Linked DNA regions of Homo sapiens: region 2 is linked to region 1. The links are chromatin contacts, found by Hi-C or POLR2A ChIA-PET in ENCODE. All regions are on one chromosome and are shown on one strand. Each heading gives the region's core, a stretch centred on a gene start or an enhancer-like site at or near the end of the contact. The rest is flanking DNA. Distances are from core to core; before and after follow the strand shown. Region 1 has its middle 120 kb from the start of CBSLR. Region 2 overlaps LINC01350 (long intergenic non-protein coding RNA 1350).

What was found. Hi-C counts contacts between places; a loop is a spot of excess contacts on that map. ChIA-PET counts read pairs that join two places held with the same protein, here RNA polymerase II (POLR2A). Pooled maps may share reads with other maps.
Region 2: a map of Calu3 shows a loop between it and region 1 (5-fold over the local background). The contact joins two enhancer-like sites. A Hi-C loop is called at or near these places in 5 of 168 maps with a recorded cell type or tissue (B cell, CD8-positive, alpha-beta T cell, Calu3 and 2 more), 1 of 37 single-sample maps with no recorded cell type and 6 of 50 pooled maps. POLR2A ChIA-PET finds 5 or more read pairs at or near these places in 2 of 52 experiments (T-cell and activated naive CD8-positive, alpha-beta T cell).

Annotation. Positions count from the first base shown.
Region 1 is chr1:185,434,501-185,441,385 of GRCh38, reverse strand. It overlaps the pseudogene MCRIP2P2. Among named protein-coding and RNA genes, the nearest start is that of CBSLR, 120 kb to the right of the region's middle. RefSeq lists an enhancer at 1,320-1,369. Within about 2 kb of position 1,250, at least 6 of the 41 ENCODE cell types and tissues checked have a DNase peak (open chromatin) inside an H3K27ac peak, as active enhancers do.
Region 2 is chr1:185,592,840-185,599,724 of GRCh38, reverse strand. All of the region lies in intron 2 of LINC01350 (long intergenic non-protein coding RNA 1350), which reads left to right. All of the region lies in intron 1 of LOC107985239 (a long non-coding RNA gene), which reads right to left. Among named protein-coding and RNA genes, the nearest start is that of LINC01350, 32 kb to the left of the region's middle. Within about 2 kb of position 3,569, at least 3 of the 41 ENCODE cell types and tissues checked have a DNase peak (open chromatin) inside an H3K27ac peak, as active enhancers do.

The DNA.
Region 1 (6,885 bases), core at 1-2,500:
TGTCTTTATATATGTCCTGCTGGTCTTGTGTCTCTGGTTGAACCTTGACTAATGCAAGACATAAAATATGCAGAACAGACACTGACACAGTGCTTAGAAGGCTTTTGCTCCTATTTTTGTAGGTGATGGCAGTGGTAGTGGTAATAGTGATGGTGGTGTTATATAACATAAACTGGTGTTTTCCTATTCCTATTGGAAATTTTCCAATGTCCAGTATTCTGTCCCATTGACCCCATAAGTACATTCTTTCTTGTCAGATCATGTGACTCAATGTTTCATTCAAAAAAATGCAGCCACTAAAAATTCTTCACTTAACAGACAGAACAACTCACATTCCAACCCATGTCATATGATTTCCACAGCCCAGTAATTAAAACATGTCCCAGTAGAAATATGTGCTTTAGACAATCATTAGCTTGGAGAAATTTTTCATCCCTTGAGTATTAGAACAAATTCTACATTTACTTTTTTTTTTTTTTTTTTTTTGAGGTGGAGTCTCACTCTGCAGTCAGGCTGGAATGCAGTGGCGCCATCTCAGCTCACTGCAACCTCCATCTCCCAGGTTCAAGCGATTCTCCTGTGTCAGCCTCCTGAGTAGCTGGGACTACAGGTGCACACCACCATGACCAGCTAATTTTTGTATTTTTAGTAGAGACGGGGTTTCACCATGTTGGCCAGGATGGTCTCAGTCTCTTGACCTGGTGATCCGCCTGCCTCAGCCTCCCAAAGTGCTGGGATTACAGGTGTGAGCCACTGCGCCTGGCCTCTACATTTACGTTTATGTTTTTTTTTAAAGCCTAAGAATTATAGTATTTCCTTCCACTTGTTCTTGTATTTTCAACATTCTTTCAAATACATTAATTTTCACCTCTTCCTTTCTTCCTCTGCTATTTTCCACTTAACATGGCAGAATTATTTCAACTCCATGAAGCTATCTGCATACAGCAATTAATTCTCTGCTAATAGATTTATTCTATCTGTAACTGACACAAGTTTGTGGCAACAGCCACACAAGCAACTCTTAGACCTGATGACATCACATTTTCCACTGACCTAAATGTCTCATGCAAATTTGAAATACAAGATTGTTTTCACTTTTTTTTTCTAATAAGTCTCCATTACTTCATGACTACTTTGTCCTCCAGAAGTATGCTTTACTGGTTCATTTGACAGACACTTATCAAGCACCTGCTATGAGCAAAAAGAATGTGTCACCTCTCCTATTCTCATGGTGTTTTCAACATATATGAGAGATAAACACAAATAACTCTATTAGTTAGAAGATGTTGATAACTGTCATGAGGGTGGTTCAGACAGTGTAACAGTGATTCTGAGAAGTGAAATGTCACTTCTGGTTGATTGGGTGATTACATTGAGAATAGCCTAATGACAGCTTCTGAGATAATTCTTAGAATGTCTAGGATTTCAACAGGCTGACAAGGAAGTAAGAACCATTCCCGAGAATGAGAATAGCACATGAGCACTGAAAATGACTCATTTTATACATGAGGAAAGCAGACAAGAATTGGCCCAAGGGCATGCAGCTAGTCAGTCACAATAAGAACCTCTAGCTGGTGGACCTCTAGCTGAGGCCAGAAACCCCAAGGAAGCTCATATAACACCTTTCATCTGTAGCTTCTCCACTCCTTCTAGTTATAGTATGGGACAGAGACCTGAACTTCTGGGCCTTCCATGAAGAGGCCATCAAAATGAATTTCTCATGCTTTATTCCCTTTTAACTCAACCACTCTCAGAAGCCTAAGACCCTATCATTCATCCACCCATCTCCCTCCGGTCTGGATCCCATACTCCTCCATTCATTCCCCCCACCTTCTCTATCCTCTCCTTTACTGGGCTACTGGGGACTCCCAGTTGGTGTTCATCTTCTTTTCATAACTGAAACCTTTTCCTTCCTATAACCACAAGCAAGGGTTGCTTTTTTCTTAATAACCCATGAACCTAGAGCCTGGTTGATGTCTTCCTAGCTCCTAGTACCATTTTCAAAGCTTTCTTTTGCCTCTCCTTCTTTAAAATATCCAGCTCATATCATTAGACCACAATTCACTCACATCTCCCTCCTTGTGGATGGTATATATCAACCTCCTGACCACTCCTCCACTCACTGGTGACATTTTTTCCAGTCCATTACCTTCATGTCCTCACTGCCATCTGTGCCCAGACACCTGCTTGCATGCAAACTCCTTTAATTACTTTCTGCCCCTTCCCTCCTTCTGACTTCCCCAGAAAACCTTCAAACCTGATTAAATTTAACTCTGGCCAAATTCTTGTAACTGAATTTTGCTAAAGAAAACCACTCAATGCCACTAAATAGTTCCACCATAAATTCATGACTCAGAGTCATGAATGGATATTTGACACTTCCCCAGTGTGCTTGTTTTCCAGCTCTCATAGACAGCTATTTTATTCTTTCTCTTCCTCAGACATCTCTGTCTCATCCCAGCTGTTGAACTTACCTCCTATTTTCCTGAGAAATTAGAAGCAATTTAAATGGAGTTACCTTATCTTCTCATCACCAAATCTATATATCTCCTTTCTTCTGTGCGTCTGCTTTCTACCTTCTTTCCTGAAGTTACTAAGGTAGATGTGTCCTTTCTTCCAAAAAAGCCCACCTACTCTACTTAGATCTCTGAATCTATGTTCTCCCACTACTTTGCAATTATACCCTCTCTGTCCTATATCACTGTATTTCTCCCATGCTTCTGAATCAGTTGCATCAGATCTAGTTTCTCTATTTAGAAAAATCACCCTCCCTTGACCCAATATGCTATCTAGTTATTACCCCATTTCTTTCCTTCTCTTTATAGCAAACACCTCAAAAGAATAACTCTATCTCCTGTCTCCACTTTCATACCTCCCAGTCTCATCTCAACCACTCCAATCAAGCTTCCATGTTCTTGTTGAGTTCGCCAATGACCTCCATGCTACCAAATTCAATGGACACATCCTGTGCCTTCGTCATGCTGAACTTCTTAGCAACATTTAGTGTTACTGACCACTCCTTAACTTTCTGAAACACTTTTCTCTCCCCAGAAGAATGTCGCCCCACTGTCCTAATTTTCCTCTTACCTCACTGGTCTTTTCCTCTTCAACTCCTCCTTTACTACCTACCTCTGAACTTTGGAACAGTCTTGGATTCTCTTCTTTTTCTCTACTTACATTTGTTTCCCAGGTGACCTCATCTGAGTCTCTGGTTCCAGTCACTTCCACCATCAGAGTACAGATTCTTGGCTGGGCCTCATAGTGCTTAAAGGGACAAGCAAGGATGAGCCCAGATGGGAATTAGGCTGCACTCAACCAAGTGTACTCCCCACCAAAATTAACGGGGTTCCCAAAGTCACATCCTGAGGCTCATTCACATACTCGCTTCTCCCTATGCAGTGTTTTTTTTCCCAGGACAGGGCATCACACAGACTTATCCAGAGCCATCCTTTGTGTTGAACTTCCATGGTCCCCACTCTGAAGCTGTGAAATCCCTCCTTCTTCCTCTCCCAAGTCTGCTTCCTGTCACAGAATGAGTTAACTCCTTTCAGAGCGCAGTCCCCACAACCACCTCTTGTTTACACAGACCTCCTGATTCTGCATCCAAGATTTTTTTACACTGTCATATCCTTGCTTATACATTAAATTCCATTTTATGCTACCCTGTATATATGTTGTTTGCATGAAATTCTTATCCTCTACAACAAACCACCTTCCAAAAAATAATCGACCATTCATTCCTATGTGGCCCCATAAAATGCCAGCAGGGAATGCCATGTGGCACAGAGAAATTTATTTCTCCAAACAGGTAAAACAAAAAGCTTGGTTTAACAATAATAAGTACTTTATACTTATGCATACAAACAACACCAAAAAATCATATTTCTTTATTCTTGTTTTCCTTTGCAATAGTCCATTACTATGTCATATTTCAAAACAAAAGCTAGTTCCATAGGAAGGAAAAACAGATTAAGTAATACAATGAAGAAAGGAATAATGTGTTTAAGGTTTGAATGTGAAATCTTATGTAGCTTTTCCAAAAATACCAATTTGGCTGGCACTTTACTATCTTTAATCCTGAGCATGAAATTTAAACTTCTATGGAGATAAAACTATATTACCCATAAACGAAACAAGCAAAACAGTGATCCCTTCCTGATTGAACTCAGGATGAATTTCTCTTGCAACACTTTTCACATTTGAGTAATGTACTTTTTTCTCTAGCCATTTTAAAATAGATTAGATTTGAAGCTCTCAAGGAGTCAAGTGACAACTAAACTAAAATAGGGTAGGAAGAAAGGTCTCATTTCACGTTCCTCAAAGCATATTCCACTGACAATTAGTGCATTGGATAGTAATAATGTTTATGACAAAGCCTATACTACTTTTGTTTGGGTTATGAATTATTTATTTATTACCTTTAATGAAAACCAGACACTGCCTCATTACTGTCCCATCCAAGAATTTGTCTTGCAATGAATTCTGGCAATATCTATTTTTCCCCCATTAGAGTGGTATGCATTTTAAAAATTAGAAGTGATATGATTAGGTGATCTGTTCAGGTCAATGTTTCTAGGACTATAAATTTATGGTTAGTAGGTGCCAATTCATGTTATTAGAAATTTGGAGACTATATAAGAAAGAAGTACTGGAGCAGTCAGATTCCTGAGTCTTACTGACCATCATTAAATTAGGAACATAGGAAGGGGCCACAAAACAGCTTTGTTCCAACCTTGAGTGCCTTAAGAGCTCAGGAGAGGTAGACATGTATTATTAAATACCGTATCCATTTCATATTTAATCTTTGTGTTCAAGGAATACTCTTGAGCTAATGGTTCAATCAGATAGTGCACTATGATAAGGGCAGGAATGAGCTTGGGTGGCATACACGTTTGGAGTTAGGTAGACCTATATTTTAATCTCAACTCCACCTTAGACCTTACGTGACTTCGGACAAATGGAATAATCTCTTAGCTTCAATTTATCTTTCTGAAAATCAAAAGGCTAATACATAACCTCAGTAAGCCTGTAGTTTGGATTTCATGATGTAAATGTATGTACAGTGCCTGGTTTCTCTCTTTTTTTTCTTTTTTAGCCTGGAGCTCCTTCCTGCCAGTCCTAAGGGTGGGTCCCTGGGTACAGTAAGCAGAATTGAGGTCATACAGGTTCAGCCTTTGACCTCTGGCGATTGGGCCCAATGGAACAGCAGGTACAAAAGTCCAAATGCTCTCACTTCAGGTATGGCCAGTGCTCAGCCAGGCTGCAGCAGGTGGATGGGGCACCATGGTTCTCTTTTGGTGAAGAGTTCACCATGGTAGTGTTTCTTCTCAGGCAGCTGCTATGACCATTTGATGATTCTAGCCAGGAACTGCTGCACCCACCACTCCATCCAGGCCAATGGGCACAAATCTGTGCAGCAGGGGCTAGGGTTCTTCTCCATGCACTGCATAGGCCTTGGCTCACTCTCCTGGCTGGGCCACCATCTGGCTGCAGTTCCACCTGCTGCCAGGCTTCAGACACCCAGTGAACATTCTCCCCATGGGTATAGTGCCTGGCTTCTAACAAGAGTTAGTTCCCTTCCCTTGAACAATTTCACATCAGGAATCAGTGGTAGATACCATCATATCACAACTGCTCACTGATTCTCTTAGGTATTCAGTAGAGTATTAGCCTATTTGTTGCCTCTTTAGAGACAAAAAGATTTCTAGGGCTTTAGAACTCAATGATAAGCCAATCTCCATCTAATGATCCATTTCACAGATAGAACTCATGGCTCACAAATGGTTTTGTTAACTAAGATAATAAAAATATTAAAGCCTTTCTATAACAAAGTAATGTCTGTGGGCCCAGCTACATTTTTTAATTAGACGTAGATTTCTAACACTCATTGAGTTCACTAATGCATATGCTCCAGAACAAAGGCAGGGGATTTTTTTTATTATTATTAATGCAGAATAGACAAGACTAAGAGTACACACAACAACAATATTTCTGCGGGGGCTGAAGTTTGTCAAATTTATTAAAAGGTTAAAAGTGCTCTATGCTTTAGACTCAACAAATAATATATTCCAATGAAATAATCATGGTTGTGCACAAAATTTTACCTATAAAAGTGTTCAAAATGCTACATTTGTAATAATAATAAAAAACTGAAAACTAGTGCTCCAAAATAGAGGATTGCTAATTAAATTATGTTATATCCATACAACAGAGCTGTACACAGCCATCAAAATGATGTTGTAGAATACTGGCAGAGTGTTATAGAATATTGTTGTAGAATAGATATTGTAGAAATACATTAATAGTTAGTTAAGTGAAAACAAGCTATAAAATGCTATGAATAGCATTCTTCCATAAAGAAAGACAAGGAAGAGAAGGAAGGAAGGGAGGGAGGGAGGGAGAGGGAAGAGAGGGAAGAGGGGGAAGAAAAAAAAACAATATTAATAGTAGTTTACTCTGGACAGTAGAAATTTGGGTGTTTGTTTTTAATTTGCTTTTCTTTTTATACTTATCTGTTTATTACAATGTATTGTAATTATGTATTCAATTATGCATAAGTATGGTAATTTTGAGCTAGTTTTAAAGAAATAAATTGTCCAAATATCCCAATCAGTTAAAACATCATGGAGAAAAAGAATAACAGGCCAGGCGAGTTGTTCACACCTGTAATCCCAACACTTTGGAAAGCCGAGGTGGGAGGATCACTTGAGCTCAGGAGTTCAAGACCAGCCTAGGCAACACAGTGAGACCTCATCTCTACAAAAAAATTTTAAAATTAGCCAGGCGGGGTGGTGTGTGGCTGTAGTACCAGCTATTCCTTAGGAGGCTGAGGCAAGAGGATTGCTTGAGTCAGGGAGCTGGAGGCCACAGTGAGCCATGTTCACA
Region 2 (6,885 bases), core at 2,320-4,819, 160 kb before region 1:
CGTTTCTACTTCCAAACGACCAAGTGGAGAGAACCAGAGGGTCTAATGAGACCGCTAGCATAATTCCTCAGTAGCAACCACATTTACACAGTTACTGAACACTAGAAGCCCAATGGATGCTTGTCCAGCTGCAGTGATTGCCTTGCTGATCCTTGCTGCAGTTGTTTTAAGTCATAATCACATATTCAGTCATTGCAGCTAAACATGATCCCAAGCATATGTCTGGCTTAGTAAAGAATACCTTCTACCATATCCACATATTGTGGATATGTGCCATCAACACGCCAACCCTGGTGTTAAGATTGGGACACTACTTCTACACATTTCTTAGGAGCGAACTTCAGTTAGCTGAAGTTAGTTGAACTCTGTCTACCAATGATGTTCTAATAATGTTAAACTCAAAAGGGATGAGGTCAGTTTCCTGATTCTTCAGTCGTAGGAGTCTCCTTGGCCCTTATGCCATGTTTCCTATGTCCTCCCCGCCAAAACAGCTCTGCCTACCAAGGGCTATTATAAGGGGCTTCCTTTTGCTAGCCATAGAAAGCACCCTTACACATAGTTATTATTTTCTCTAATATTAGAATTTGTTTTAAAATTACTTTGCATTTTTGTTGATTCCCTAGAGAATTTTAACGTGTTTTTGAAAGTTACATTTCAATATTACTTAGATGTTTAACTTAGAGTATATGGTCTAGGTAACACTAGCAATAAACCATATTAGATCATGAATGTGAGGGTCGCTATGGAATGTATTTGATGTACATTTCATTTTACAGGCACCCAGCTGAGCAGTTTGCCAAGGAAAAAGAAAAGTAGCTCAAAATTGTTTTGTTTTGTTTTGTTTTTTTGTCTGTTTGTTTTTTAAAGAAGGGGCAAATGAAGCTAGTAAGTTTATGCATAGTTGAGGGGGGAAAATGTGATTGCTAAGTTGGTATGCTACTACTGAGGAGAAGTACATCACACCTGTAATTTCTCTCCATCAGCAGTAGCTTTGTGAATAAAAATGAATTTTTACCCCATTTAGGAGAAAGTAAGAGACTAGGTACATGGAACTTAGGTTAACAAGAGAACTAAGTACTGATAACTGAGGAAGCTGAAGACAGTCAAAAGATTGCCTCAATAAGGAAGTTAAATCTTGTAACAGAAATGAAGAACTATCTAGAGATGTTATTAAAATTTCAGCATAGTGGAAAAGCCCCAGAAGAGTCTTTGGGCAAGTTAAAGATAAGCAGTTTCTTTCCAGACTAAAAATAGACTAGAGATGCAGTTTGATTGACAACAGCTAAGGATCATCAAGGAAGGTACAAAACGCTACTTAGGTTTTTATTAACATCTTTTAATGTTTTCTTAAGTTTGTTAATTTAAAAATAGTAACCATGTTTCATAATCAATGGTCAATGTTTCTACTTTGCTAAGTTAATAAAAATTACCTTTTTATACATTAATGTTAAAGTATGCAACTCTACAACATAAGGCATAATCCAGCACTCTTTGGCAAAATTTCTACTGGGAGGCAAAGCATACAGGATCACCTTTTGAGAATCAGTCTTTCAAATCCATAATTGAGCCAATGAAGGGGAGGCAAATGTTATGCAGATTAAAAGTAGAAAGAATTCCAAGCCTCATCAAAGGTTTATGTTTGCACTGTGGGTTTTTCTTTTTTTTGTTTTTTATTTTTTTGTTTGTTACATAAATATTGTTACCAGCAGAAAAGCAAACACATAAATAATGCGTAATTTATTTTTAAAAATTGATAACCAGGCAATTTTTTAAGGAATCTATAACAAACTCATATTTTTGAGAAATAAACATGTCTATATGTTTATCATACAGTTATTTCCATCTTTCTTTGCAGTCTTAATTTTTTAAATGCATTTTGCTTTACAATTCAACACTGAATTATTAGACTTTTGTTTGTGACTGCCAGTAATTCTGGTTGGTGTTGATTTAAGTAACAATATCAAAACACATTGCACTACAGCGGAACTAATAGGCCAAGTAGGACTACCCTCAAAATAATGATCTACAGGAATTATTTTTTGCCAAAGTTATTATTGCTTTTTAATGCTGAAAACCAAAACAAAGAAAGCAGGTGAAATAAAACGATAAGGTTTCAGTTATTACGGATAATAACAAAGGATTATTTCTAGGAAATGAATATTTGAGACAGATGAGCCAATTTGATAAGTAGCATTTCAATGTTCCTTTTTTATGAAAAATTTGTAGTAAAAACTCCTTCCACACCAGTCAAGGTGCTTATTTCACAAATTCTCTGGAGAAATATGGGAGTTGATACAAAGGAACTAAAGTACTTAACTGAAGCATTGTCATTAATTAAGAGGAATTGGCCGAAAGTCACACTTTTGCACTAAACAGGTCTTCCAAGCAAATGTATCTTTTAATATAGTACACATGAAAAAAATTATACCTAAGTCTGTGTCTCCTGAGGCACTTAAAAGTAGTATTGGGGACTCCAACAATTATTTTTAATGTTCCAAAATATCAAATGAAAATCACAGTTTTATCTTCGTTAGAATTGCTTGGGATGACTAAAACATCTGTTGCTTGTGGTTGGAATTCAGTCAGCTTGGTGCTTAAACAATGTGTAACTTTTAAGAATATTTTTATTTATAAATACTGAGAAATGATTTATAACATATTGTTTGTGGTTTAAGCAACAAAAATATTTCACGCTATGGGGTAGGGGAAAATAAAAAGGTCTCTGGGTAGAGCTCTGGGTGGTTCCTGCTCAACTTCAACAGCAAATGAAAACCTATAGCAGAAGCTGGGAGGAAAGATATATGTGATTCTCCAAACCCCAGGGGATTTGCAATCAATCACCAAGGAAATGGTAGAAAAGTAGAGATTTTCCCTGGAGTTCACAGATCTGGGATGGCAGGACCCCTTAGGAGCTGAAACCAACCTGTATAATGACCCTCAGTCTCCTTTTCATGAATGTGTATCATAGTTTCCAACAGCTTGAAGGCCAACAGTGAGATCTTACAAATTTTTGTTCTTTTTCAACAATTTTTAAATTAAATAAAATATATATGTGTATATGTCTGTATGTGTGAAAATATCTATCTCTATATAGAGATAGATATAAATATATCTCCAATCAGTGACTGGCATGGCATAAAACTTACAAAAAGATTTCTTCCATGTTTCTGCTTTAGCAAAATAATTCATTTTGATTACTCTCAAAAGAGTTAATGAGTTAATAAAATAATTTTTCTGCAAAGACTTTGAAAGTAATGTATTGCATGTTGAAGGGCAGAAATAAGAGAGTCAAATGCTACCCAAAGCAAGACCATGTCACCCTTCATATCCAGCTATCAATATCCACCTTCTCCATTGTTCTTATTTTTTACCCCTCATATCTTTATTACGTGATACTGGGTCTAGGACTCTGCAAATCAGCTTAACCTGCTGACTCCCTGTCAGCTTCTACCAATAGTGGCCGCTAGAGGGAGGTTAAATGGCAGACTCTTTGCTTTCTTCCTCTTCCTATCATCACCTGAGCAATAATAGCTCTGCATCCTGGGATGGGCAGTTGGCTTCAGTCTCCTCTTTTATTTTAGTATTCTAAGAACTAACCTGAATGTGCCCTCTTAGAGGTACAGGTACCAGCACTAGCTGGGAAGTCTTCCCAGCTCTTCTGAGCTCCTGAGGTACCAGCACGTGCTGGGCAGCAACCAGGCCTGCACCTCCTGTCCTCCACTCCCTGACACATAAGGTTCTGCATTATAGCTCTCTGAGCTGTGAAGATAGGACTTTGTGAGAGACTGGAAGTGAGAGAGAGAGGCAATGCAGACAAAGCTTAAGATTCTGATCTGGAGAGGCAGCAGCTTCTTATAGTCACTCTCTCTTTGTGACCTCAGCATCCCTTCTTTGGGTTTTTATTTCTCCAGTCCTGTTTAACCAACTTCTCATATTAAATTCTCACTGTTGAAATGCCCAATGCAGTTTCTGTTTTCCTGACCAGACTCTTATCGATATACCATATACCCAGAAAACACTTTCTTTTATTGTTTAAAAGAATCAGATGAACCAGCATCCACGTAGACTAAATCATTAATGAGTATAAATAAGCTCCTTAATGTATAGTTACAAGATACTGGGAAAATGACAGACCTAAAATCCAACCTGGCTCCTTTGGAGCTCTCTCTCTTCTCATTCAGCCATCATGCTCCAGCCACACTGGCTGTCTCTGAGGTCCTCAGATTATCCACACTTCCCTCCAGCTCAAAGTCCCCACACATGGTCTTCTCTTTGCCAAGAATACACTTCCTGACATTCAACTTGTTCACACCTATTCCTTTTTAAGATCTAAATTCATTTACCACTTCCTCAGGGGAACCTCCCCAAGACTTTCAGGGAGACACAGACATTTTTATGGCACCCTGTACTTCTGAAAAGATTAGTATTTAAATAAATAATTGGCTAATTAGTTATTAAATCCTAGAATGTAAATTCCCCTGGGGCAAAAACAATTTCTTGCTGTGCTTTAATTGACTCCCTTGCCCTCTGGCTCCCTGCTGGATTTGGCAGAGCAGAAACTATTTCTGTAGACTATTAGCTGTTTCATAACTGTTTCACCAGTTCCTTTAACTACATAGTAGTTAAATTACAAGTGTATAAAATATATTAATTATTGAACACTAACTATGTGCCAGGCATTGTACTAAACACACTGCATGTATTATTTCATTTAATCTTCCCAACAACTCTAAAAGATAGGTACTATGACTACACTGAACAGAGAAGGAGCCTAAGGCACAGCGATGGGAAGTGGCTTGAACAAGGTCGTACAGCTCACAAGTGATGGAGATAGGATTTCAGCCACTCTTACTCCAAGCCTATAAACGAGTGATGGTCTCATTGGGAAAACAAAGCTGATAGTCTCATTGGGAAAACAAAGCTTATACTTCACAGACAGGCAGCATAGGCTAAGTTTGAAAAAGCTAATGCAGACATTCTGTGTTACCAGAGCACAGAGAAAGGGCAAATCTCCAAGGCCAGGGTGATAAGAAAAGTTTCACAGAGTGGCTGGAATTTCAGCTGGACCTTGAAGGTAGGGCTGTACTAGATAAGGAGAAAGAAGGAAGGACATTTAATGCAGAGTAAACAGCCCAATAAAATGTCCTTCAACCCCTTCACCTTCAGGTGACCTTTAAAAGCAAAGAAAGCAATCTGGAAAATATTTAAATGTGTGTGTGTGTGTGTGTGTGTGTGTGTGTGTGTGTGTGTGTGTGTATGTGTTTTAAGGGCTAAGTTTCCTTTTTAAAAGGACTCCCTTTTCAACAGCCAAATAAGCACAGTTACCAATTTATTATAAAGCACTTCTAATCTGAAAGGGACAATCACAAAGAACCGCAAAACAGAGGGATATATGCCAAGGTACAGCTGAGCAAGTGGCAGGCTGCATCAGAGGGCACCAGGACATGATACCTACCATTGGCCACTGCAGATAAGGTGGAACAAAGCCACAGAAAAACTGGCAGAGCAGCATTTGTGCTGCAGAGCTAGGCAGGAAATTTGTCTTCCAAAACTGACACGGGGCTGGGACTCAGGATTCCTGAGCATTCTTAGGATAAAGCCCTGAATAAAAAGAAGGAATCAGGATTTAACTGACAAAATTATTCAAAGGCAGAGCCAAAATAACTTGCTTATAGAAATGGGTTAGGAAGTAGAGTTGTTACTATTAGCAAAGCATAGATGGAAATAGATTATGTTGAAGGATGGGCTTATAGAAAGTGACAAAGTTTAAGGCAGGACCAAAAGACACCTGGATCCAGCCTGATTTCCACCTTCACTTAGGAATAGTAGAAATTTCCTCATTAGCATGGTCCTTTATGGGTCCAGGCTCAAATAAACCAACCTAGGGTTTTCTTCTAGTAAGCCACCTTGATTTTGATATTTATTCCTTTACAAATGATAAAATTTGTCCTACCTTGGAGGAAAACTCATTATCTATTTTTGCATGGTTTTAAAATTTTTTTAATTTAGTTTTACTATTTTATATTAAGTTTAAAGAAACATAATTTCATTTTGATATTTTGTTAAAAAATTCTCCCAGACATTGGTATATGAAATATGATGTATGTACATAGTTCTATAAAAATGAAATTATACATTATATGTTGTTTTTTAAACTCCTTTTTCCACTCAGCAATATGTTTGGACGTCTCTCTATGACAGTAAACACATTTCTTCATCACTTACCATCTATTTTCAGAATGGGAAAATTGAAGCCCAGGGGACTAAAATGACTAATCAAAGCTCCAAAGGAAATCATTTAGAAAAAGCATTCATTAAACATCCATTTTTATGTAACACTACACAAAAAAAGTTAAAACCCATGTAGACCTTAATCAGCATGTATTTACTGTATAAGATAAACACAGAAGACCCACAAAAATTATAAAGCCTAGAAAAATCAGATACCTAAAAATACTCTTAAAGAGGTTTATGGTTTATAGAGCAGTTTTGGAGAAATCATTTGATTTTTCAAAACAATCCAGTGAATTAGCTAAATCTGTTTTTATTAATAAATAACATTGATAAGTGTCTTCCTGTCTATTATATAATTTCTACTTATAAAAATTCCTCATTCCTCTGCTCCCCACTCACAACAAACCTTATTAAGTAATTATTCAAAACATGCTATTTCTACTTCCTTATTCAAATATTCATCCTCCAACCTACCCCAATCTGGATTCCAACCTTATTACTTGACTGACTTCCACTTAGCTAAATCCAATAGCAAATTAGACTTTTCTGTCCTTATCTTTCTAAACCTTTCAGCAGGGTGCATTATCACCTTCTTCTGAAATCTTTCTCTTTCTTCTCTTGGTGTCCATGACACTACTTTCTCCTGGTTTA